Linked DNA regions of Mus musculus: region 1 is linked to region 2. A link is a loop called in an ENCODE intact Hi-C map of the cell type or tissue named here. Cell type or tissue: left cerebral cortex. All regions are shown on one strand. Links, peaks and the distances in the headings refer to the core of each region. The heading gives the core; the rest is flanking DNA.

Region 1 (12,565 bases), core at 3,144-11,143, 300 kb after region 2:
AGCCTCTCAGGAGGCAGGTATAGGAAACACTTCTTGGCATCCTAAATAGTGTCTGGTTTTGGTGACTATATATGGGATGGATCCCCAGGTGGGGTAGTCTCTGGATGGCTTTTCTTTCAGTGTCTGCTCCACACTTTGTCTCCGTATTTTCTCCCATGAGTATTTTGTTCCCTCTTCTAAGAAGGACTGAAGCAACCACACTTTGGACTTCCTTCTTCTTGATCTTCACGTGGTCTGTGAATTGTGTCATGGGTATTCCGAGATTTTGGGGCTAATATCCAATATCAATGAGTGCATACCATGTGTGTTCTAAAAAAAAAAGAAAGAAAGAAAGAAAGAAAGAAAGAAAGAAAGAAAGAAAGAAAGAAAGAAAGAAAGAAAACTGGACACAGTACTACCTGAGGACCCAGCTATACTACTCCTGGGTATATATCCAAAAGATGCTCCAACATATAACAAGGACACATGCTCCACTATGCTAATAGCATTCTTATTTATAATAGCCAGAAGCTAGAAAGAACCCAGATGTCCTTCAACAGAGGAATGAATACAGAGAATGTGGTACATTTACACAATGGAGTACTACTCAGCTATTAAAAGCAATGACTTCATGAAATTCTTAGGTAAATAGATAGAACTAGAAAATATCTTCCTGTGTGAAGTAACCCAATCACTCTGAATATTTTTAATGGGGACCGGGGTCTTACTAAAAGAGGCTGGATTAGAGGACAGTACCTGAGTGTTCTAGCCCTGCCCAAGATGCACACACTGGGTCCCCGTACACCCAAAGAGAGAAGAACCTCTCTTATCAGCCCCCACTCTGTGAACACTGAGAACAGGAGAGAGCTCCCTGAAAGAGGGGGGAATATGGGTTTTAGTGAGATTACTCACTGACCTCATCAGGGCAAGCATCCTCCTGCTCCAAGCCCTTGTATGCAGAATAGCATTAGGTTTCCTTTGTTGCCCATGGGTTCTGCTGTGCCACCTGCTCTTCCAGGTCCTCCAGGGAAAAGAGAAAAAAAGAATCACATCATGTGAGCTCTCTGAAATCCTTGGCTGCTCTGAGAAATGAGTGTCGTACCCCCCACCTTGCGTTGTTGGTATGAGCTAGAGAGGACCCACCCCATGGAGAGGCAAGTTGAAGCACTTTCACTGAGGATACACTTTGGAGAAAGAGGCACACGTTACTTGGGAAGGGCCCATTTCCTTTGCACATTTTAAACAACCTGCCTTAGTTTGTTTCAGCCCAACTGTAACTTGTAAAATGGAAGAACTGGAAGGGCATTGAGTTTTCTTTTATAGAAAATATAACCGAAGTGGAAAACTTGACCCGAGTGGTTAAGCACATGCTTGTGCTGCGTTAAAGTGTCTGGTTAGCAGTTGAGCCTGGTTAGGAAGACAGCATCCCTGACTCCTTGTCTATGCCTCTTCCCACTGTATCTCATTGGCAAAAAGAAAAGATGCCTGGAATCTCAAGCTTGTTCCCTTTGGTTCTTCACTTCATCTCTTTACTGCTGGCCTCACCCACCTTCTCTTCTGATGGTCACCCTCACTCAGTGTCCCTTACCCTGTCAAGCCTTGAGTTGTGGACAAGGCAGGTGAGCTAGGAAGGTGAACCCCAGGTGTTTGTGTGAGGGGAAAGGTAAAGGCTGTGGGGTGTGGGTGGGAGGCGGCCAAGGAACACATGCTTTGTATTAATCTTTATTTCAATGAAGTTGTTTGAGCACATGCTTTATTGCGGTGCTTTAAAATAATGTGTTTCTAACGGTGCCCCCGGGGGTAGCACTTGCACTTTTGAGATCCTATTGCTGGAGTGGCTCACGAGACCAGCCACAATAATAGAAAATGAGGCACCCCCTGGTGCACCATCTGAATTTATAATAGCAATTTCTACGATGCCCCGAGGCCAGCTCTGTTTGTATTTGAGAACATGCAAGGGAGCTTGCCGGGATGGGGAGGCTCCTCCCTTCCTGCCCAGTTTTGATCTGAGCTCCTGTTTAACCTGGTCAAAGGTCTTTCATTAGCCTCCTGCTTTTGGATCTCTTTTTCAGTCTCCAGGGAAAACCCTCCTCCTCTCCTCCTTTGGCTTTGGCATGGGCAGGGACATCGCTGGTGGGCGGCATGAATGTCTCCTGTCTTTCTACCACTCCTCTCCCACTCCCACCACTCAGCACCCCGTGTGTGAAGCAGCAAGCCCCTTGGAGGCCTCCTGTGCCATCACTTGTCAAAGTGGTGAAATATGAAATGACAACATAATGAAATGGACTTGGTCTCATTAAGATTCCAAATGGCTGTCTAGCTTTTTTTTTTTTTTTCATTCTTTCCAGTTCAGCCACAGACCCACACCACATGGCAGAAGGTAAAAGTGGGTTAGTGCTACCGGTGCTGCACTAGGGGTCTAGCAGGAGATGCAGAGATAAAGGGCCAGCACAGTCAGGCTGGGGATGGCAGCCTAGGGACACACCAGGGACTCATGAAGAGCTGAGTCATTCATCAGAATTTCTGGTGACAAGGATGTAATGTCTGTAGGGTGCTTTTGGAAACTCACCCTTCCAAAGGCCTTTCTAGATGCAAAATGGGATAGGGTGGGGTGTAATGAAGAAGACAAGCACCCCTCCCCCACTTCCTCGTAAACTACTTGAGAGTTTAAAGCAACTGTCCTGAGAATGTTTGGGGTGCAAATTAAACAACAACACCCCTTCTCTTCATTCAATAAAAACAGAATCTACTTGTGAAATGTATCCTCTGTGAGACTGTATATGGCCTACTGTCTCATGATAGAAGCCCAAAGGAATTAGTATTATTCATTTATTCATTCATTCTTTCTTTCTTTCACCAGGCACCCCTGGCACATTTCTATGCACCAAGTCCTCTGAGAAGCACTGGGAATCCAGAGAAGATGACACTGTCACTACCTTTAAAGGCCACATGATCTTTTGTATGCTTGGCCCATGCCCCAAACCTCATCTTACTTTCATTTTTTTGCCTCGCAGACAGAGTGTTCCATAGGCCTGCTGAGCCATGGCCCAGTCCCACTCACGGACTCTTCAGACACAGACTCCTTTCACAGTCCTTTTCCATTTTGTCTGTGTATTTGAACTTCTTGGACCACTCTCAGATGTTCACTTTATACCTTTCTCAGGACCTGTGGGAAGCTAATCTGAGATGTACATTTTGTAGATGATCATGAGACAAAAAAAAAGTTGCTAGGATGTTTTAAAAATAAAACAAAAGACAAAATAAGAGCTTTAAGATAAGGTTATTATCAGCCTAGTTCAGTCTTAAACCTTTATAGTTGGGCTAAAGATACAAATCATGGCACTTTAAAGACTTAGCCCATGAAATAATTTTGCTCATATGTGTTGCCTAGCTTGATACTGACAAAACTTGTTTTCTGTGGGGAGGTAACTCCAAAGCAACCAGAGAGGAGGCAAGCTCTATCACCGCAAGGTTTTGGGCACCCAGGCTCCCTGCTATCTCTGTGGTATCAATTGTCCTAGGAACCTCACACTCTATCTGAGTAGACCCTGTACATTTATCCGATTGATTTCTATCCCCTCCCTCTACCATATGTCCTTCTTAAAGGACCTAATTGCTTCAATGCCTGCTCATAGAACCAAAGATTCTAAAAGCTGTCCTTCCTTCTATTCCCCTAGTGGCCCTCTGCTGCCCCCACCTGCCTCAAGTCCTCACTAACTGTAGTGGTCCTCAAGTCCTACCCTGTTCCTGTTACAATTCTGAGAACATCCTAACATCGCCTCTCTGTTATCTGGTTTAGTTCTCATATACTTTGGTTAAATAGAGTTTCCACTTTACAGATGGAGAAACTAAGGCTCGAGATGGGTGGTCCCCTGCAGCTTATGGGAAATGAATGTACAAACTCAGTCCCACGTTTTCTGTTTCCTGTTTTCTTTATTCCTTTCAGAGAAGCAATGAGAGGTGATCTGAGAGAAGTGGAAACTGGCCATTGCAGGTGACTATGAGATCATGTAGAAGAGTGGACCACTGAATTCATGGGAGGATGCTGTTACTTTCTTGGTCTCATTCCTAGTGCCATGTACAATCTTCTTATCATGGACTTGGGCAGCAAGAAGATAGACTCCCTTTTGCAGCTCAAATCAGGAATCAGAGAGATGAAAAGCATAACACAGACTCTAGTGGCCTGAACAAGGCAGGAACATTATCATCATCTGCCCAAATTCAACCAAGAGAACTGAAAGGAACTGAATAAGATATAATGAGGGTTCATGAAGACAGTATATAGAATTAGGAAGCCAGGAAGCTGGAAGATAGATCCAGAGCTAGCTCACCACAGAGGATCCTGGCGATGAGTCCGATTACACTTGAGGCTCATCTACCTTCCCTTAGCTTTCACCATCAAACCCAATGCCAAGAGTGATGGAAGGGGAAGATGCAGTTGCTGGGAACTGACACTTGCTGGCGGAAGGGTTGTGAAAGAGACATTTCTTTGACATCAAGCTTAATAAATAATCCATTATCTTAAGCACACATAATTGCTTTCACAGGAATTGGAGAGTGCTCTGTTCCTAATAGTGCATTGTCCTTTGTGTGGTGGCAGCAAGAGATGATCCTGACTCTAAACAGCTATATTCATGTACAGTGTTCACAGCCACATTCCTGTGTTCAGCTACCCTGGATAATGGCTTGAAGGATTCATGACTCGAGGCTCTAAAACACAGTAGAATGTGTACAGGGCTTATTAAACCAGTGGTGATACAATTATGGAGAGGCTAGAAGTCAAGTTCACATAAGAATATGGTGGCAAATAGCACCAAGCAACAGGAGGTCATAACTGGGGTACAGAAACTGTGCTTCTTCTGGGCATATCCCAGTAGTGGGGCAAAGGAGTTACTAAGACTTCCCCAAATTGAAGGAATATCTGTTCCATCCACAGAGACGGTGAACGTAGCCTTAGCCAGTTATGTGAAAGGCTTAGTTAGCTATTCCCCTTTCCTCCTTCAGTGGGCATAATGGATCTGTAAACACAGTTTGCAAGTTACTTTTGATTCAAGATTTTAGCTAAAGATGACTGTGGAAAAACATTACAAATTCCCTTTTCCATTGTTCAATTTTGTTCAATCGCTCATCAATTCAAAACTGTATTATAGCCTTCTGTGATGAATGAGAAGCCACACAGTGTGATGGTATTGCCGACGATACTTCAAAAAAGAGAGAGATGCCTGCTCTCTGTGAGGTTAAATCTGGATAGGGGCATGGAAACAGAAAGATCTAATGTAAGATAAGACTAGGGAAGGAAATGGTTATTGTGGAAGGCGGTTATAGACGACATCTCGGAAGACATCATGGAGGAGGTAGCTTTTGATCTGAGCTTTGAGGCATGAACATAATGTTAGCTTGATGAGGAGATTGGAAGGAAGAAAAGTGAAGAGGGGGTGTTGGGCTGAGGGGGCAGCATGGGCAAAGAATAGAGGTGTGAAAGCATGTAGTAACTCAGAAAAGGTGATCAGTACACTGTGGCTGCCACTGAGGAGGTGGCTGAAGGGATGTGGCCTGAAATACTTAGTATCTCCAAGGAGAAGACTCCAAGTAATTATATAATCCTCCCACTTATGTTGGCTGGTAGGCAAAGGACCTAGAGGGGGCCAGGTTTAAAAATAACCCATTATCTGAAGCACACGTAATTGTCTCCACACAGTTTCCCTTTCTATGTAGAGCCACAGAAAACTACAGCTTATGGTGGGGTGTGTTTGTAGGCTCACATTCTATTTTTCTTTTATTTTTGAGATTGTAATATAATTACATAACTTCTTCCTTCCCTTTCCTGCATTCATTCAGGACAGTTCCAGCTCAGGCATCCCTAAACCCTAGTCCTGACGTACATATTACTTGATAGAACCTTAAGTTCCTTCTCGCTCTGGGGGAATAGCAAGGGGAATAGCAGAAATGTTTTGGGAGTCTCTTGGACAGCCCCGAACAACAAAGCCTTCCAAAGAAGGCTTCTCATGTCTGGTATTGGGGCTTTTGTTAGGTGGTCTCAGCTCTTTTTTTTTTTTTTTTAGGTTTTTCTCTTTGTGTAAGCATTGTCAGCCCAAATGGGGAAAGTTCATTTAATCTCTATATATTCATACACAGAATTATGCATATTATTGTATGCTTTTTTTACATAAAGAGTTAACAGTATGATTCCATAGGACTTTTCAGATACAATTATTATTTTGTCTAAAGAACCTCCCTTTTTTTCCTTTCTCTGATCAGATCCCTTGTAGCCTGCAATCCCCATCTCTGTTACTCCTCAACCTACTCTGGCAATGGTTCCTTTTTACTTTCCTGTTTTCTGCAGTTATTCCAAGATGTGTACTATACACACTCAGTCATTCCTAAGCATCCATATCTCACTATCTGGTTGCTAGTGTGTGGACTTCCACAGTGAACTATGCAGAAGGCCAAGTGACAATTAAACAAATATCATTGAGCTTGGCAAGAGGAGATAGATGCACTCTGAAAGTTAACTTGAATAATTTCAGACTCCGGACCTCCCACTAGAGTGAAAAATGATGTTTATTGGAGGGAAGCTTAGAATTAATCCTCCAAAATGATAGTAAAGTGAATTCTTTCCCAGTTCTGCTGTGGCTGCTCTTCTTCCCGTTTCTGCTTATTTCTTATTCTGTTTCTTATTATTGTAATGAACTCTGTTCTCCAAAATGGATAAAGTCACCATTCCTATAAGATCAGTTTTGTCTGGTGTGACCAGCTTGATCGGATCACAGTTTAGATTGCAGCTTTTGAATTCACTTGGACGTTTAACTTCTGGTGGGGGAGGGGTGAAAGGGAAATAAAAATGCCGAGTTGGCACAAAAGTAGCTGCACGGATCAGTCAGCTGTCTCCAGGCCCATTCTCTCCAGACTTACTAGTTTTTTTTATTGAGTATCAGGGTTTGAATTGCAGCGGCCATGGGGTTTCACTAGGGGTCATCGGTGTGCAGTCTGGGTGACACTCTGTGAAGAATGCTGGCTCTTCAGTACCCTGCGGAGCCGCCTGGGAGCTCTCCGTGGTGCTGAAGACAATATCCCTCTCTACGAAATTTGAGGGGAAATTGTCTCCTCAGTTCTAAAAATTTCTTTGTTTTGCACCACGAATGGGACAATATGAAATTAGAGTTTAGATGAAACCAGATCTTTAAACTTATAGAATGGATGTCCAACCTAAAATTAATGAAGATTTCACACTTTGCTTTATTATAAAACGCCAACTGATTGTTTTAGAATTTATTATAATATAATAATAATAATAATAACAATTATTATTATTACAGTTTTTGGTTTAGATGATGAGAAAATGAAAGTAAGTGCTTTGATTAGTTTCAGTGAATGTATTATTATTTATTGGAAGCACAAACAAAGAGTTATAATTCATTTATTCCACAAACTGTTAGTATGCTAAACTGTATGCTAGGCTTGGGCACACTTAAGGCTCATAAGGATCAACTGGGTGAACCCAGAATGTTGTATTTCTTAGCAAATGTTGTAATCTTGTTAGTAAGATCACTGGTCTTCAGACAATGGTTCTAGCCAAGGAGATATCAGAGAAAGTGCCTAGAGGATGTGGGGCCTCCTTTTATAACTTCTGTAAACTGGGTGTGGTTAGGTACTGATGCTTATTTGGAGTCTTGATGAGATTCTAAAGGAATTATAGTTTTCTACAATTCTACATGCACTGCATCTTCACCTCTGCCTGTTTTTTGAAACCTCTTTAAGCTTAGGTCTGAAATCAGCTTCCTGCTGGGATCTGCCTCATCCAATTTGCACAGGGGTCTTTGCACTGATTGCCTTGAGGAGTGGTCTGGGAGGATGCCTGATGTTGATATGTGCATGAATGTTCATGAAGGGTTGCAGCTGGGGATGAATATGGTAATACTTATACAACACTTACCAGACTCTGTGATTTATTCTAAGTGCTTTACATAAGTTAAATTATTTAATTATCACAACCTTTGAAGAGAGAGCAACTATTATTGTAACTATTTAAACCGTTCTAAAATTATACTCAATCAATTTATATATTCATTGTGTGTATGTGTGTAGGTTCATAGGTGTATGCATGTGGAGGTCCAGTATCTTTCAGGAGATAGTTCTCACCATCCTGTGGGTCCCGTCAATCGCAGTCAGATTGTCAGATTTGGTGGCAAACACCTTTACCCACTGACTAATCTCCATGGCCCTGTAGCTGTTTAAAAGATTTCAAAATAAGGCAATATTTTCCAATTTGTCGAAGATCTCCCAGCTGGTAGATGGTAAAGCCAGGATTTGATAGTAGGTGGTCTGCTGCCATAGTCCCTTGCCTTCAGTACTCAACCACCAAAGGCTAAAAAGAGTGTGTATGTGTCCTGAGCCTCAAAAGTGTGTATTGCATGTTTGATTTTCCCATTTTCCTGTCCTCCCTGTAGCAAATGTCTCACTCCATTTTACAGAATGACTTCTAAGAATGAGACTTATTAATGTCATTACTGAAATTTTATATACATTTTATCTGGAACCTTATCAGTGATGTTTGTCCCACTGTGTTGGAAAGCATCCATGTATTATACGCATGCCATCAGACAAAACTCAGAGCAATAGTTTTTCATGGCTCTATTTTGACTATACAGTGTGAAGTGGGTCATTTTCCCATGACATCGCATGGTTTTGTTTCATTTTTCCCACAGTAGCTATCAGCATTAAAAAATGATGTCTCCTGTGTATGTGTGCTATTGGTGTCTGGTGTCTATCATTACCTGTGGATGTAAAGTATATAAGCAGGAGCTCTGTCTTGTGTTTATTGCTTATTTCCCTGTAATTGATATTACAAATAGGGGAATGAAAATTGAACTATATCTTTGTAGACTCTTAGAAGATTAACACTGAAGGGGAGTTAGTTAACAAATAGATTTGTAAGACCAAATATAGAAGGAAGAATCCATTGTGTGGCTTGTGAAAAAGTTGTAGATAGGAAACCACTTCCAGTTAGTAAAGGCTACTGGCTCTCAGAAGCCCAAGCAAGAACACCTTGCTATGTGTGTCTGAGTATTGCATTTCTCATTGTGAGTTTTTCTCTATGATACCTTATGTTGACGTTAGAGATGAAGGAAATGAGGTGGTCATCTGAACCCATGGGCTTGCTATCCATTTTCCTTGACTTCTCTAGGAAGTTAGAAGAACATCCTGCCCCTTTCCCAGAAACCTGATGTATCACACTCACCCGTATCCAACATATTCAATCAATTTTATAGACTTCCCAGTAATTTTCTTATATGCTTTTTTGGCATAATAGTGCCAACTTCCTCATTTACCAGAGACTGTAGATTCATAGGTTAATTCCCAGTTTGGAAGCAGATGCATCAGAGTATTTGGTGGGGGAAGAGGTCGATTCCCTTGTCCCCATAGTTACATGCCAGATTTTTGTATTTTGAGGTTTCCTTGGTCAACAATGTATTTTCACTATCTAAAATGTATTTTTACCATCAGTGTGTGTGAACATTAGTCACTGAACCCTGTCCCTCTTCATCAGCCTTCACGCAGGACTCTAGTTTGCCTGGGAGGCGGATTTTAGAGTAGAACTTCTGTCTCCTAGAGTCTGAATAACCACTACTTCATCCAGGGAGTAGTGGAAAACATGAGTGTAGAAAAGGAAGGATTCTAAAGGGAGTGTAGAAAAGGAAGGTATAAAAGGCACAGTCTGAGAAGCGGTGCACTACGAGTGAGGGAAAGAAAGAAGCAAGGTAATGAAGCTCATATCTATAACACAAGATCCATTCTTGAAGGACCTGAGGCTAAAATCTTTTGGACCATACCTTTAATTATATCGGAGGACAAGGAAGTGAACCTGTCCTGAAGCTTAGGTTTGAATTCCTTCTCTAAACTTCTTTTCCAGCTTCAAAATTTCCTCTTTTTTGTTTTGTTTTGTTTTGTTTTGGTTTGGTTTGGTTTGGTTTGGTTTGGTTGGTTGGTTTTTTGAGGCAGGGTTTCTCTGTATAGCACTGGCTGTCCTGGAACTCACTCTATAGACCAGGCTGGCTTTGAACTAAAAAATCCACCTGCCTCTGCCTCCCAAGTGCTGGGATTAAAGGCATGCACCACCACTGCCTGGCAAGAATTCCTCTTAATATTAAATGAGATGACATGTGTCAAGCATATGGGGCAGAATAGATGCCACTCTTGCGGGAAGTATCATCAGTTTCTTAAGTGCCCAAATTCTTACATTTTTTTAACTTATTGTTTGCAGGTTTTAGGTATTATAAAACTGATTATCTCTACATTTTTATCTCTCTTTTGGTTTGAGATTTATGTATATGTACATGCAGATACCTTCTGAATGCTGACATTAAAGACATATACTACCATGTCTGGCTTCTGCCTTAATTTTTGAGACAAAGTCTCTTATTGAACCTGTAACCTCACTAATTTGGCTCAACTGGCTGGCCACTGAGCTTCAGGGATCTGCCTGTCTCTGACCCTCCTCCCCTACCCCAGCACAGAGATTACAGATGCTGCTATCCTCATATTTCTATATGGGTCCTGAGCAGCTGAACTTAGGCACTCATATGTGCAGTGCAAAAATTTGTCCAACTGAGCCATCTCCCAGTTCCCTGAAGAACAGACTTTTGTAAGAATGGGTGGTTATATGTTTTGCTTGCAGAGATATTATTGAGATGTTGTATCACTCTGCATTTGCCTAATATGTACTATGCTTTACCCTTTGCTGTCTTGTGAGGAAGGACTTCCTGTAAGAGGAGTATGCAATGGGCATAAGGAGTAACATTTTAGAATACAAGTGCCTAGGTTGGTATAGAAAAGGGTCATAATGAGTTTTAGTGATTTCTTCAGCAAACATATATGACTGGGTGGCAAAATAACTCCAACCATAGAGTCTTGAGGAACTTCCTGGTGAGTAAAGGTTTGACTTGGAAGAATATAAGAATCCAGGGGAATGTTGAGCACACAACTATGGAAGCTCTGGTCTGAGGAGGCGAAAATAGAATGAATGAAGATTGTGGGAAGGAAAGAGAAAGGCTCAAGTTGCAAGGAGAGTGGATCAAGGAGTGGGCTTGTAAGCAGAGCAAAGAGCTGGGGGCGGCTGAGTGGTTTCAGGAAAGCAGATGGTGATCCCTGGGAAGGAGGTGCAGATGGCAGTGATGGAGAGGAGGCAGCGTGGGGTGAAGAACAGCCCCAGCTTGGACACTCCAGGAGGAGAGATGCTGGAACACAAAACTCCCCACGCTGGGTGAGCTCTCTGACTCATCTAGCTCCCAGTGTGGCATCTGACAAGGGTACAAGTAGGAAGGCTATGGGAATCTCTGTGTGTTTCTCTGAAGGAACCTGAGGGGTTAGGCATGAACCTCAAACATCCAGGAATTCCTGGGGAAGTAAAAAAAAAAAGAGCACCCAAAGCATTCTATATTCAAAGCCAGGCTTGCACATGGTACTTTTCTTGCTTGTCTGATCTTACAAGACATGCATTTTTAAAAGATGAATGAAGCTTTTCATAATGGATCATACCTCTAACTCTAGTGCTTATGAGGTTAAGACAAGAGAATGACGTGTTCCAGATCAGCCTGAGATGTAGAGTGAGGCTGTATGTCATCCCCTCCCAACAAATAATAAAATTAAACGAAATATAAGAGGAGTAGAGGGATGAGAAGATAGGTCAATTGATAAAGCGATTACCATGCCAGTATAAGTATCCAAGTCTGAGCCTCAACCTGTGTGAAAAAGTCAGGCATGGAGGGCCTTTGACTTGGAAGAATGTAAGAGTTCAGGGGAATGTTGAGCAGCCAAACCATGGATGCTGTGGTCTGAGGAGGTGAAGACCTAGCCCTCAGAGGTGGAGATGGGCTCATTGACCTATCCAGATATATCACTTGGTAAACTCCAGGCTAACAGGTGAACCTGTCTCTGAAACAAAATAGATAGGTTCTGAGAAATGACATCAGAGGTTGATCTCCGGCAGGTTCACCTCTACCCACATTCATGTGCACACCCGTGAACAAATACACACGTACAAATGCCCAGGAGGCTGGAGTAGAAAATATTTTTTAAAAAATCCCTTTAAGCTATAGGACTCTGTAGTTCTGAGACATACTTGAAACTCTAGGTTATCTGAGAGATGTAGGCTTGTACGTCTATTAGTACAAGAGACATCTGTGAACATGAAGAGCAGTGACTCATTTCCTTTGCAGGGTGCTGAATTTGAGGTAGATTTTAGTGCTTCCTGATGCATTGTGGGAAGGATGATTTGGCCCTGATGTAAAGATTTTCTAATACTGAAGCTATTCAGATGGGTTGGTTAGCTTTGTAAGGGAATGAGTTTCATGCTCCAGGAACAGATCAATCCGAGTTTGAAAATATGTTTACAGTTGTTATAAAGAGGATCCCATCTCCATACTTTAAGAAAGATGCTTTCCTGGAGATGTCTTGACCATATGATTAAATGGCAAATAGAAGTGAAACCCAACATGTATTTCTTCCATAAAAATACCTCATGAGCTTTTCTTAGTGCAAATAGGTATCTAGTGAGGGATGGGCTGGAATAATATAAGCTTATAATACA
Region 2 (12,565 bases), core at 1,893-9,892:
ATGGCCTCTGCTCTACCCAGTTTCATTTGTCCTTCTGCTGTTTGGCTGGCACTGGCCAGCTTTGTCTTGCTTCCCCTTCTTTGTCATCAGAGGTTGAAGAAACCTTTATGGATGCTAGATAGGTGTTCTACTACTGAGCTGCACTTCCACTTTCTGCTTCCCACTTCTTAAGGCAATTTCCCTGCCTCTGAACTCTGACTCCTCGGGGTCACTCTCCAACTTAGGATTCATTTCTTTCTCACTGTTTCCTGCTAGAGGAAACAACTACCTTTGGTGACTCTCGGACCCTGTCTGCACCAAGGCTGGAGGACTCCACTGAGGGTGAAGCTGTAGGAATATAGGTTTCCCCTCGAATGGGTTGTGATGGGCATCAGAACCATACAGGGTTAAAAATGGCCGGGTCCCTGTGGGCCTGAAGACAGCCTAGAGCTGTGACATGGGTATGTAGGGCTGCAGTGTTTTTTGTTTTGTTTTTAATTTTTAACATTTTTATTTACTTTATTCTATGTGTCTCAGTGTTTGGTTGCATGTGTGGATGTGCCAGGTGCCCACGGAGGTCAGAAGAAGGCACTGGATCCTCTGGAACTGGAACCACAGATGGTTGTGAGCTGCCTTGTGGGTGCTGGGAAGCAAATCAAGTCCTTTGCAAGAGCAGCCCGTGTTCTTAACCACTGAGTCGTCTCTCCAGGTCCCCGGTGTTCTCTTCTTAGTAACAAAGACAGCCGTTCCCAACCTTCCTATGCTGTGGTCCTTTAGTACAGTTCCTCATGTTGTGGTGACCCACAACTGTAAGGTTATTCTTCTTGCTACTTTACAACTGTAATGTCGCTACCGTTACAGATCATAATATAAATATCTGTGCTAATGGTCTTAGGTGATCCCTGTGAAAACTTTCATGATGCACAGGTTAAGAACTGTTGATCTAAAGCAACAGTTGGCTGTGTGGCTCCCCTGGCAACTAAGTAGACGGGGAGACATTTCTTCCACCCTTGTTAACTCTTCACATGGCTTTATTGCCAATTATTTCATTCTTCTTCTTCTCATCGGAAAGTGTAAGTTCATCTTCAGTGTTCAAACTCCGTAGTTAGTTCATGGGTAGAAGCAGGTAGCAGGTCCCCACAGCACACTGGGACTCATTGTTTCCTAAGTTATATGTAAGGTGCATCTTTCCTTAGAAGCTGTCCATCCTTCAAGGCAGGACTACCTCATCTCAAGACCCTTAGCTGGCTGGGCTGAGGACTCAGGAGGACCAGCTTGGTTGCATGTGGGGACACCTCTCAGCTCTATTAGGTCAGAATCACCTCAGGGTGTAAACAAAGGGTCCCGTCATCGACAACCTGCCCAGCAGTCTGCTTCATGTGAGGGAATAAAGCCCGAGATTCAGTGTTTTGTAGCCTTCGATCAGGGATTCATTTCTATCTTCTAAATAAGACGACTGATTTTCTTATCTCTGAAGGTATCAACTCTGCCACCCTGAACTACTTTGAGGATTAAAAAAAAGTGATGCATATGAATAGCTATTATTATTATTTACTGTTATTACTGTTATCATCCTGTCAGTGGTAGAGTTGCAAACAAACTTGAAGTGTTGGATGGTCGAGGAGTAGGTGGCAAAAGTGATAGCTCAGTATACCCTTGAATGAGTCAGTATATTAGTCTTGGTTAATAGCTGTGAATACTCATTTGTGGGGAGTGATGCTCCAACCAGTTAAGCTTTGATGGAATGGGAGGAGACTGGAAGCTCCAGGCTGTGTGCAGAGGCTGGGCTCAGTGTGAGATTAGAGCTGACTGCACTGAGGACAAGGAAAACGTTAAAGTAAAAGATGAAAAGAGAGGGTGTGTGTGTATGTGTGTGTATATGTGTGTGTGTGTGTCTTATGTGTGTATGTGTGTATACGTACATGTGTTTGTATTTGTGTGTGTGTGTGTGTGTGTGTGTGTGTGTGAGTGTGTGTGGTGTGTGTATGTGTGGTGTGTGTGTGTGTGTGTGTGTGTGTGTGTGTTGTGTATGTGGTGTGTGTGTGTGTGTGTGTGTGTGTGTGTGTGTGTGTGTGTGGTGTGTACCTGCTGCCCAGGACACTGGGGAGTAACCAAAGGTGATTGAACAGAGAGGCAGGAGAATGGAATGCCACTCAGGGAACAGACTGCACTCACTCCTCTTGCTTGTCTGTCACCTGCAGGTGCACCTCCGCTCTGCCAGGCGTCTCTTTGAGCTCTGCTGTGCCAACCGGGGCACTTTCATCAAGGTGGGCCAGCACCTGGGGGCGCTGGACTACCTGCTGCCAGAAGAGTACACCAGCACACTGAAGGTGTTGCACAGTCAAGCCCCACAGAGCAGCATGCAAGAGGTCCGGCAGGTCATCCGAGAAGACCTGGGCAAGGAGGTACCTTGTTATTCTGGAGCAGGGAGGGACCAGATCGGAAAGTGAGCCTTTACAGAAGGCTCCAGTGGAGTTCTGGCGGCCTGGGCCTAGGATCCATCACTGATGCAGAATCACATGTCTCAGCAGCATTCGGTGCTGAACCAGAAGCTGGAAGGAGCTTCAGAGGCCGTCACTAGCTGAACTAAGAGATGTCTGTATTCAACAGTGTTGGCTGGTAACCTAGGAGGATCCAGACACTTCAATCTAATTCTGTCTGTCAGCCCCTGGGGGTTACCGCATGCTGATAACTATTGTGTGCTACACTGTCACAGTTGGTCCTCACAGTGTGAGGTGAGAACTTTCACTGACTCCATTTTACAGCTGAGGGATGGAGGGCAGCACTCTGCGCGTAGGATGACGTCAGCACACCATCCAGTGCGCTGCACTGGCTTCTCTGGAAGGCTCTGGTAGACCCTCATGGAGCCTGCTTGATCTCCCAGAAATGGGAAGTTTACTCTTAGCTGCCACCCAAGGTGCAAGGTGCTGTATTCTTTTGTTGACTGCCTCTGGCGACTCCTGCTGGGCATGGTGTCAAGGCCTTTAATCCCAGCTCTTAGGAAATGGAGGCAGATGGATCTTTGTGAGTTTTGAGGCCAGCCTGGTCTACCTAGTGAGTTCCAGGACAGCACACACACACACACACACACACACACACACACACACACACAAAGAATAAAATAAAACCCTTAATAAGTCTTTTGAGGCACAACTGCACATCCCACCTGGTCTCTACCACCCACCTGTTTCATGACTGCTGCAGCATGGGGGGTGGGCGGGGATTGAGTGTCCTGGTAACCTGAGTTAGGGCTCTGGAGGCACAGACTTGGACCTAGCGCTTGTCACCTCTCCTTTTCTGTAAAATGAGGAAGACCACAGTGTCCACCGTACATGGCAGGAAGATTATAGGCTCTGCCCATCCGCTCTCACTGTGCACTCCTAGCCGTCACAGCCTGTGGTCTTGGTGTCTGTTCTGCCTGGCTTGCTTTTTTACTATAGTCCCTGTCTGCCAGGTGATGATGCTAGGCCAGTTGTCCATCTGTCCATCCATCTAGCAGATGCCAGGCAGAGAGCTTGGTGCTGTTATCCCATATCCTCTGTAGCCGCCCTGGGAAGTCCTTGACCACCCTAGACTGAATCAGGCCCACACAACTCAGCCCCCTCCAAGGGTTGCATTGTCGCTTGATTGGCATCAGGCCATTCTATTGCAAATCAGAAAACCTTTAGGGATGAAGACCATGACAGTCCATTTCCGCTGGACCTGCAGCACCTGAATAGTAAGGTGTATACTAGGAATCAGTGTTTAATAGGTAAAATGACCTTTCCCAGGTTTTGGGTTGTTTTTGTTTTTTGTTTTTGTTTTTTAACTGACTTGTGGAGCTGGTAGTAAGCAGCCAGCAGCCAGCTAAAGAGATCTTGTGTACCGGCAATGACTTGGCCTGCAGAGAGGCTCGTGATCTGACCATGTGGGGCCCTGGGCAGTCACAGATGCCTCCAGCTGCCTTGCTCTGAGGAACATTTCATCCAGAGGGAGAAGGAGTGAGAGGCAGATTGACTTAGGGCTGGAGGCCAGGGGGAGCAGGACTCGGATAGAGGAACCACGGGGCTGGCCTTGGTGCTAGCCAGCATGCCTTTGCTTCTTGCTGAGACTGTTGGCCTCTGGCTTCCAGCAGTGTGAGATTCATCCCCCTTCCCAAGCTAAAACGAAATAAGTCACTGTAATAACAGTGCTGAGCACATCATTACTGGCATGTGGCAACTCAGCAGGGGAAGATGTGAGGGTGGGGGGTGGGGGGGGAGAAGATTAACTCTTAGAAGCTTCGGAGTAAGGAGTGGGGCAAGAGCAGTTCACTGCCTTCTTCTAGACCAGGCCAGGGCAGAGGGAGGTGAAAAGTCAGAGTGTCTTCAGTCATGGTGGGCCCCCCAGCTGGCTGCAGGGTGTTTGGGGTTGGAAGATGTCTCCTAAAGATTCGTGGTGTCTTCTCCAGTCTCCTCCAGCTTTGTAGGACTAAGCCTAATGGCTGTGTGACCACTGCCTCTGTTTGTCTGTCGTCCTCCCGAGATAGTGATGCTCTCATCTGGGTTCTAGATGAAACTAGAACATGGGCTGTCCCTCACTCCTGGGGAGCTTAGAAGCCTCTGGTTTCTTACCACAGGCTCCATAGGTACCCAATCAGAGTCTCCCCCCCCCCCATGAAAGTGGTGTTTGTCCTCTAGGGACATGCTCTGTCATCTGTGGGCGGAGGGGAGGGGAAAGGGGCTGTGTGGGAGGCTGGGTAGGTGAGTATGGGGCTGTGAGGGCGGAGGAAGTCACTCACTCTGCACCCCCTCCTCTTCCAGCCCCTCCCATGAACTGCTTGGGAAGAACTCTCTCTTTAAGGACAGTGTTGATGAACTGTACAAATTCCTGCTCTCTCTGGCTGTAGGACCCCTGCAGCAGCGGGCTCCATCCCCGGTCCCAGGATGTAGCTAGAAGAAGCTGAACATTCAGCATTCACCGTTTCCTTAGCTCTCTTGTCCTTGGCCAGGCTTTAAGGTCATCCTGAGTTCAAAAACTACAGGCAGGCGTAGGCAGGAGCTGTAGCTTAGCATACTGCTTTGGTCCCGAAGGCTTGGTTCATATGTTTCTTTAGGACCCTTCCCATCCACAGAGTCCCTGAGAGTCTTTTGTGTATTCAAACCTTTTCCTGTTCCAGGTTGTTGAGGCTGGCCTGAGAGGGTGTCCCCACTATAGGGATGGGATATAAGACAGAGACAACATCATTGCTGTGTTCTTTGCCCCCTGATAACACTTGGTTCCAGGTGAGGTCCTACCCCTGGACATCAGGTGGTACCACGGTACAGAGAAAAAGGTCACTGAAGGTCTTCATCTGTGCATAGGGACTGGCTCAGAAGAGTTCTGGGGGCCACTAAGCTAAGTGAAAGGCAGCAGAAAATAATAGGAGAAGGCCCAAGAGCTGGTGGGGCTTAAAGTGACAGGGACATTTTCTCCTGTCTCAGAAGTGACCTTGGTCTGGACTGAGTTGAGTATCTCAGCTGTTCTCCTGACTACTCTTAGGGCCACAGGTCCAAATGCAGTATCTCGTTTGGTCAGCAGGTGGCACCTGAGTTTACAAGTCAGGGATATGTGTTGGAGCCCTGGCCCTTTCCTCACAAGGGGTACCCTGAAGGATGAGATTCAGGCTCTTTTTATTCTTGGGCATGGTCCAAGGAGACCAGACTGATATCCACCACAATTGGGGCAGGTACAGGCCCGAGTCATGAGTCAGTTGACTGTTGCTGAAGTTTGAGTAACTGTCCTCTAAAGATCTGTGTTTTAAAAGGCCCTAGCTTTGGAGTCAGGCCATCCACCTGTAGTAGAAAGGACCTACTGGGAGGAGTTAGGCCACCTAGAACTGTAATAGTTACTCTTCTTGTTGATGTGGTAAATATGTGAGAAGAAGTAACTTAGGAAAGGAGGCGTTTATTTGGTTCTCGTTGTGAAGGTAAAGTGTGGCGGCATGTCCGAGGCTGTCACAATGCACCTGTCACCAGGAGGTAGAGGACAATGAACACCACTGATTAGCTCTGTCTCCTTTTATTCAGTATGGGACCCTAGCCTGCCACACGCTTTTAAGGTGTGTCTGCTTACCTCAACTAACCCAATATAGAGAATTATTTATAGACACTGGGAGCAGGTTAATTTCTGTGGCAGTTCTGATAACCATTATTACATTGATTGCCAAGACTGACCATCACAGGGACCCTTGATGGGATTTGTTAGCCTCATCTCTCTTTGCTTCCTGATCATTAAACAAGCATTCTGCCCCCACCCCACCCGCTCTCAGTCTTTGGTCTCATGCATGAGTCCTATGAAGAAGTGTGAGCCTCCTCCAGTTATAACAGCCTGTGATTTGGAGGCTCAGCACCTGATCTTCCTCTTCCTTCTTTTTCTTGCTTGTAGAAACAGCTGGCATATGTGGGAACAGGAGCAGGTTTTAGACCCTGATGTGGCCAATTATGGTTTGACCTCACTCCAGACCCCATCGTGTGAGATAGGTTGATCAAGGTAATGCCCGGTTACACGAGGGTCCAACGGGTTTGCAGGAGAGAGAGGGATCTCATTCAAGCAAATGGAGACTTTCTGAAGCGTGTGGCATGTGACCCAGGTTCTTCAAAGATGAGCGGGATTAGCAAAGTTACAGATGGGAGGAAGGGCACACTGGGGGTGATGTGGGCTCAGCCAAGGTGTAGTGGTAGGGGAGGCAGAAGCTGGGAGGTGGCTGAGCTTTGTTGACTAGACTGTAGTGTTTAGGAGCTGAGGCCACGTTCTGAAAGGCCTGCAATGTTCTTTTCAGGATGTGAGTCTGAGGGCATGGATGAACTGGAGAGGAGACTGAGCAGGGGACGCTGAAGAGACTGACCTAGAGATAAGGGAGAAAGAAAGGCAGGATACGCTGAGCCTGGTTGTCTCAGTGATGCAGAGATGTGGTTACCTTGTTGTTTGTTTTTTATTTCTCAAGACAGGGTTTCTCCGTGTAGCCCTGGCTGTGCTGGAACTCACTCTGTAGTCCAGGCTGGCCTTGTACTCACAGAGATCTGCCTTCCTCCCCTTCCCAAGTGCTGGGATTAAAGGCATGCGCCCTCATGTCCAGCAGATGTGGTTATTTTTTATAAGTGGGCAAGTAAAGTAAGCAGAGTTCAGGGTTAGTGGCGCCCAGGAAGTGATCATAATGATTATCAGCTACACTGGCACTGCCATCTTTGTCAGCTACACTGGCACTGCCGTCTTTAATTGCAGACACACTCCTGCATAGGCATGTCTCTCCACGGACACAAGCGAGTCAGGATGTAACATGTTTACAGATGATCCAAGCACGTAGACACGGTATGGACATCCATATCGTAGTTCTCGAGATGCTGGGATCATGAGTTTGAGGCCAGCCTGCGATATGTGAGTGAGGCTATACTGAAATAAAGGAAAAGAAAACAGAGCAAGCAAAATGGAAACCATGGACAGAGGCTCCTTCACCCCTAAAATTTTAGGAGAAGTTAAAGAGAATGACGTCACTGGCTACAGTTGAGTCTAGAAACACCAGCCTTTCTTAAGGGAAGCCCTTGCTTGGTTTGTGACCTCTGAAACATGTTTATGTCTGTCTTTTGTCATTGAACTCCCCTACCAGGGGTGCAGGGATATAGAATTGACTTTATTTTGTTGTTAATAGTTGCTAGGGATGGATGCAATGTGTTTTCATGAGTGCTATATGTTATAGGGACTTAGTGTTCTCCGTGGAACATGAGGCTGGAATTTCTGTGGAGATTCAGAAGAGATATAGGGGTGCTGTTGTATACCAGGTACATACATTCATTTTTGTATGAGCTCACAGGGGCACGTGGAGGATGATTGGTCATGTTTTGTTCTGGGTTGAATCAAAAGTTCAGAAAAGATAGGAAACTCCTGCCCTAAAGATGTCAGCTGCTTATTCAACATGGTGGTCCTGGCCAGAAAGACAACACTGTGGGGTACAAGGACCCACCAGAACAAAGACAGGAAGGAAGGAGAGGTAGGTGAAGCGATAGTCTGGGCAGGGAGCACAGAAGTGCTGCTGGCTCACGGAAATCTTGGTGAAGTGTCCCCTGCAGGCAGCTTTTCCCTTGGGCTCTTGCCTCTTCACTAGGGCTGGGAACAGTTTCATTCCTATGTTATTCTGGGTTATTCAGAAGACACTGAAGAAATGAGACATGATTGTATTGTATCTCGGATGTATGCATGTTTATAGATATGTAGAAAGATAGATTTGTTTAAAACCTGGATTATGTGATTGTCTAGGCTGACAAGTCCAAAACTGGCAGAGCGGTCATGCCAGAATCCTAGTAAGAACCAGTAGTGTAGTTCAGGTTCAACCGTGAAGGCCATCTGCTGGCAGGATCCCCTCTTGCTTCAGGGATATCATCTGATCGCATGAGGCCCACTCACATATGGAGGGCAACCTGTTTTACTAATAAATTGGATGCGAAGGTCTGTAGTCCCAGTACTGTGGAGGTGGAGACAGGAGCATTGAGAGTTGGAGGCCAGCCTGGTCTACATGGTGAGGCAATGTCTTACAACCCAGGGGCTGGGTTTTGGATTTCCTGTGTAGCTCAGTGGAAGAGTGCTTGCCTAGCTTTCTCAAGGCTCTGGCTCTGACGTCAGTCCCCAGGCAAAAAAAAAAAAAAAGAAAAGAAACGGAAAATCCATGTATAGTAACATTTACTCCAGTATCTGAGCGCAGTGACCTAGGCAGGACGGAGCACAGACGAACCACCTCAGTTCTCCATGTGGCCCTTGAGGGGACCTTCACGTGACCCTTGATGTTTGCATTGAATCAATACAATAGTAGTTTTGTGGCCTCGGTCTATTTCCTGTTTCTTTTTCTGTAGACTGGGAAGGTGAGCTCAGGCGGACTGTTAGAGCACTGTACTCTCTGACCTCCTGTTAGGCATGGTATTTCTTGAGCTCCCCCTGTGCAGAAATTGTGTTAGCCCTTCTCCCTGGGGGGTGGGGAGGGGGTGCTTGCTCCCTGGTTCCTGGTCCCTGGTGTTCATACTCTGGCCGGGCCTGCTGAGGTCAGCCTGCCTCACTGGCCTGCAGTCATCTATAGGATCTCATTGTTCGGCTCAGCTGTCCTTTGACCTGCTTCTCCTGGCCTGAATGCCACCTTTGTTTGTCCTGGCACCCATCTTGTCTCCCAGATTGTCGCTAAGAAGGCCACCAAGTGAGTGTTCTGGGAATGGAACAGAAGGATCTGGTAGCCATGCAGCTGGGATGAAGAAGCAGGGGGAGGGGGAAGGGAGCATTACCCTCCTCCTGGCTTGTCCTCATCCTGCCTTCCCAGCAGATCTCAATAAAAAAAAAAAATACATTTATATTAAAAACATAATGAAGAATAAAAAACATTTTTCCTCAATAATGCCAAACATCAAAAGGAGATTTTTATCAATTATGAGAGAGAAAGATTTTGGCCATAAAATGGTAATTTAATGAGTAGGAGACGGATGGCGGGAAGCATTAATGTCAGCCACAATGGATGGCCTGCCATTAGTCACTGGAGGAGAGGCAGGCGAGTAGTGGCCACACAGCCTGGATAGTCCTTTTTTTGATGTCCCCAACCCTAGCCCCGTCCTTCTTAATCTGATCCTCTTGTTGTCTGCTGAGTCTCTGCTCCGGCCGTTTTCTAGCTCTGCCCTGGCTCAGCCTGGCCCCCTCTCCCCCACCGCTCAGTCTTGCCTCCCGGCACCTTCCCTCTGTTGATTGTAACTTTTTTGTCCTTTCTTTTCTTCTTGAGACAGGGTCTCTCTATGTAGTTCTGGGTGTTTTGGGTTTCACCCTGTAAACCAGGCCAGCCTCGAACTCATAGAAATCCACCTCCTCTGTCTCCAAGGGCTGGGATTTAAGGCATGTACCACTATGCCTGACTCAGGTGGCTCTCCTGTCTGTGAAGAGAGCCCCATGGTGGAAAGAGCAAGAGCTGTGGGAACCGTTTCTCTGTCTTACAGCCTGTCCTTCTGGGCTGCTCGAGGGCTCCTCTGTCTTTTCTCTGTGTATGAATCTTTTATCTACGTGCATATATATGCACCATGTGCATGCCTAGGCCCACAGTGGTCAGAGGCAGGAGTCAGATCCCCTGGAATTGGCATACAGATGGTTGAGAGCCACTCTATGGGTTTTGGGAACTGAACCTGGGTCCTCTGTAAGAGTAGCGAGTGCTTTTAGCTGCTGAGCTGTCTCCTGCATGTGTCCTGTTTCATTCTGTTCTCATTCCCATCCCTTCCCTCAACCCCTCCCTGCAACCCCCGTGTGCTCATTGGGCTTGTTCTCATTGTTTGAACTGCTGTGTCTAACCATCACCACCTGCCTTTTAGCGGGTAGCCCCATCCCACATGGGGTCCTGATGTACAGCTTTCCTATGAAGCTTCCTTCTGTGGCTTCCTCAGGTCCCCCAGTCAGGATCAGCGGCCCTTTTTAGGACTTGTAGTTTATTACTTTCCAGTACTGAGTCTTCTATGGTGCCCAACTTAGACTTGGTATATAGTAGGTTTTAATAAATGTTCTTTAATGTTATTCTAGAATTTGCTTCTGTTTTCTTGAAGCCTTCACTGGCTCCCCAGGGAGGTTCCTGTGCTTTGCCTGGTCATCTGGTCTTCTCTACGCTGGCTTATGGTCTCAGGGGTTCCCTCAAGGCACTATCCAAAACCACCTAGCAGAGGAGTGTCGGGTGAGTGGAGACTCTGTCTGACTTGGAATTGGAGTCCTGCTTGAGCCCCAGGTGCTCTGTGCTATCCTGGGTAAGATCTTTGGGGCCTTGGTTTCCTTGTCTGTAGTCAGGGGTGATCAAAGAACCTGTGTATTAATAAGGCCGTGGTAAGGACTGAAAGATATACGCCATATTGAAATGCCTCAGAACCCTTGCCTGGGCAGTGATGTCTTAGGTAACCCTCAGAAACATAGACAGGAACAGAACTAAACAGAACAAGAAAGCGTCTACATAGAAAACAGTCAGCAGATTGAAGAGACCACCTGCAGAGTGGAAGAAAGTATCTGCAAGCTGTCTCTTCAGCAAAGGAATAATATCTATGGTTTGTCAGAAACAGAACAAAAAATTCCTACTCCCACTTCAATAGAAAAATATGATTTACCAAGAGTTAAGTGTGATGGCATATTCCCTCAGTCCCAGCACTAGGGAGGCAGAGGCAGGAGGATCTCTATGAGTTTCAGGCCAGCCTGGTCTACAGAGTGAGTTCTAGGCCAACCAGTGAGTTGCTATCTCAAAACAACAAAGATAAAAACCAACAAGAAACAGGTAGATGTTCTCAAAAGAAGACATATATGTGGCTAATAAGAATTTGAGGAAAACACTCAATATTGCTCATTAGGGAAAGGCACTTTCAAGTCATGTGCACTGAGAGTGGAGGTGCACACCTGTAAGCCCAGCAGAAGGCTGAGACAAGGGGATTCCTGCAGGTTGGAGTCTAACCTGAGACACGTAGTGAGTAGCCTGGGATAGATAGCAAAAACTCTGTTTCAACCTTCAACTTCTTCACAGCCAGCCTCCTGAAAATGAGATATCTCACAGCAATTGAATGTGCTTTGTTGGCGTATTTTTTAAGCTATTTTATTTGGTTCTTATACCTCTGCCTCCCTTCCAACCCTCATTCCATCCTCATCCCTTCCAACCCCTCACACTATGTAAAAGAGGATGAAGGTTATCATGGAAAGGGGACAGAGACCTTTTTAGGCTACTTCCTGCTGACTAGGGGCATTGGGGTCTTTGGGGCAAGTCCATTCTTCATTGCCAGGATATCTTCAACGTCTTGTCAAACCACAACGATAATAACCAGGAGCAGCAAGGGGAGCAGCAGCCTGCACAGGTCCTCTTGGGGCTCTCCAGAGTCCCCAGAACGAAACTCTATGTAGCTGGAGAAAATCACGCCCCTGCTAGTGCACCAGGTGAATCATAATCACCTGCTCTGAAGCAGCCTCATATCCCACACTTGGGATTAAAACAAAAACATATTCACATAACACAGCTGAGTTTTTAAAGAAACCAGAACTTACTACATGGCCCTTAGCAAAAAGACAAAAATATAGGGAACTGAACTGAGAATTTTCCATACTTTTTTTTTCTTCTTTTTCCTTTTGAGATAGGATCTTGCTGGGTATCCCTGGTTTGCCTGGAACGAGCTATGTAGATTAGATTTCCTGGTTCTCCCAAATTCTGGGATTATTGGTGTGCACCACCACTCCCTGCCCCTCTTGCACTTTCTGATCTGCTGTGGAAACCGTGTGGAGGTTTGTCAGGAAGCTTGGATCAGACTACCTTAAGGTTCAGTAGTCAGTAGTATTAACTCTAAAGTATTCATCATGCAAAGAGACATCTGTAATGTCATGTAGTATTCATGGTAGCTAAGATAGGATAGGTATTATCTAAATGCCCAAAAGCAAGTGTTGTGTATCTGCATGTGAGAAGATTATGTAGTAAGAAGAAAGAATGAAACTTTATTCACAGCAACATGTCATTTTGAGATCACTGTGTTAGGTGAGATGAGCCAGACATTGAGGGGCAAGTGCTGGCATGTTTTCTTTCATATGTGGAAGCTTAAGAAGTTCATCATCTAAAAGTAGTCAG

The links. Peaks named below come from ENCODE experiments on the same cell type or tissue, not always from the same donor. Only the 100,000 strongest peaks of a DNase experiment are listed, where the experiment ranks them.
Region 1: a loop joins it to region 2, with 2.8 times the contacts of the local background. A loop is called at or near these places in 10 of 42 quality-filtered maps.

What each region holds. Positions count from the first base shown.
Region 1 is chr12:88,702,487-88,715,051 of GRCm38, forward strand. No RefSeq gene overlaps it. Among named protein-coding and RNA genes, the nearest start is that of Nrxn3, 86 kb to the right of the region's middle. In left cerebral cortex, for the core only: CTCF peaks have their summits at 3,685 and 6,948; DNase peaks (open chromatin) are centred at 5,502, 6,881 and 11,137; H3K27ac peaks cover 619 bases.
Region 2 is chr12:88,399,793-88,412,357 of GRCm38, forward strand. It overlaps Adck1 (aarF domain containing kinase 1), which reads left to right. Exons shown (of 11, transcript NM_001277297.1): 4 at 2,181-2,384. Among named protein-coding and RNA genes, the nearest start is that of 3200001D21Rik, 29 kb to the left of the region's middle. In left cerebral cortex, for the core only: a CTCF peak has its summit at 5,510 (motif pointing right); DNase peaks (open chromatin) are centred at 3,950, 5,511, 8,517 and 9,104.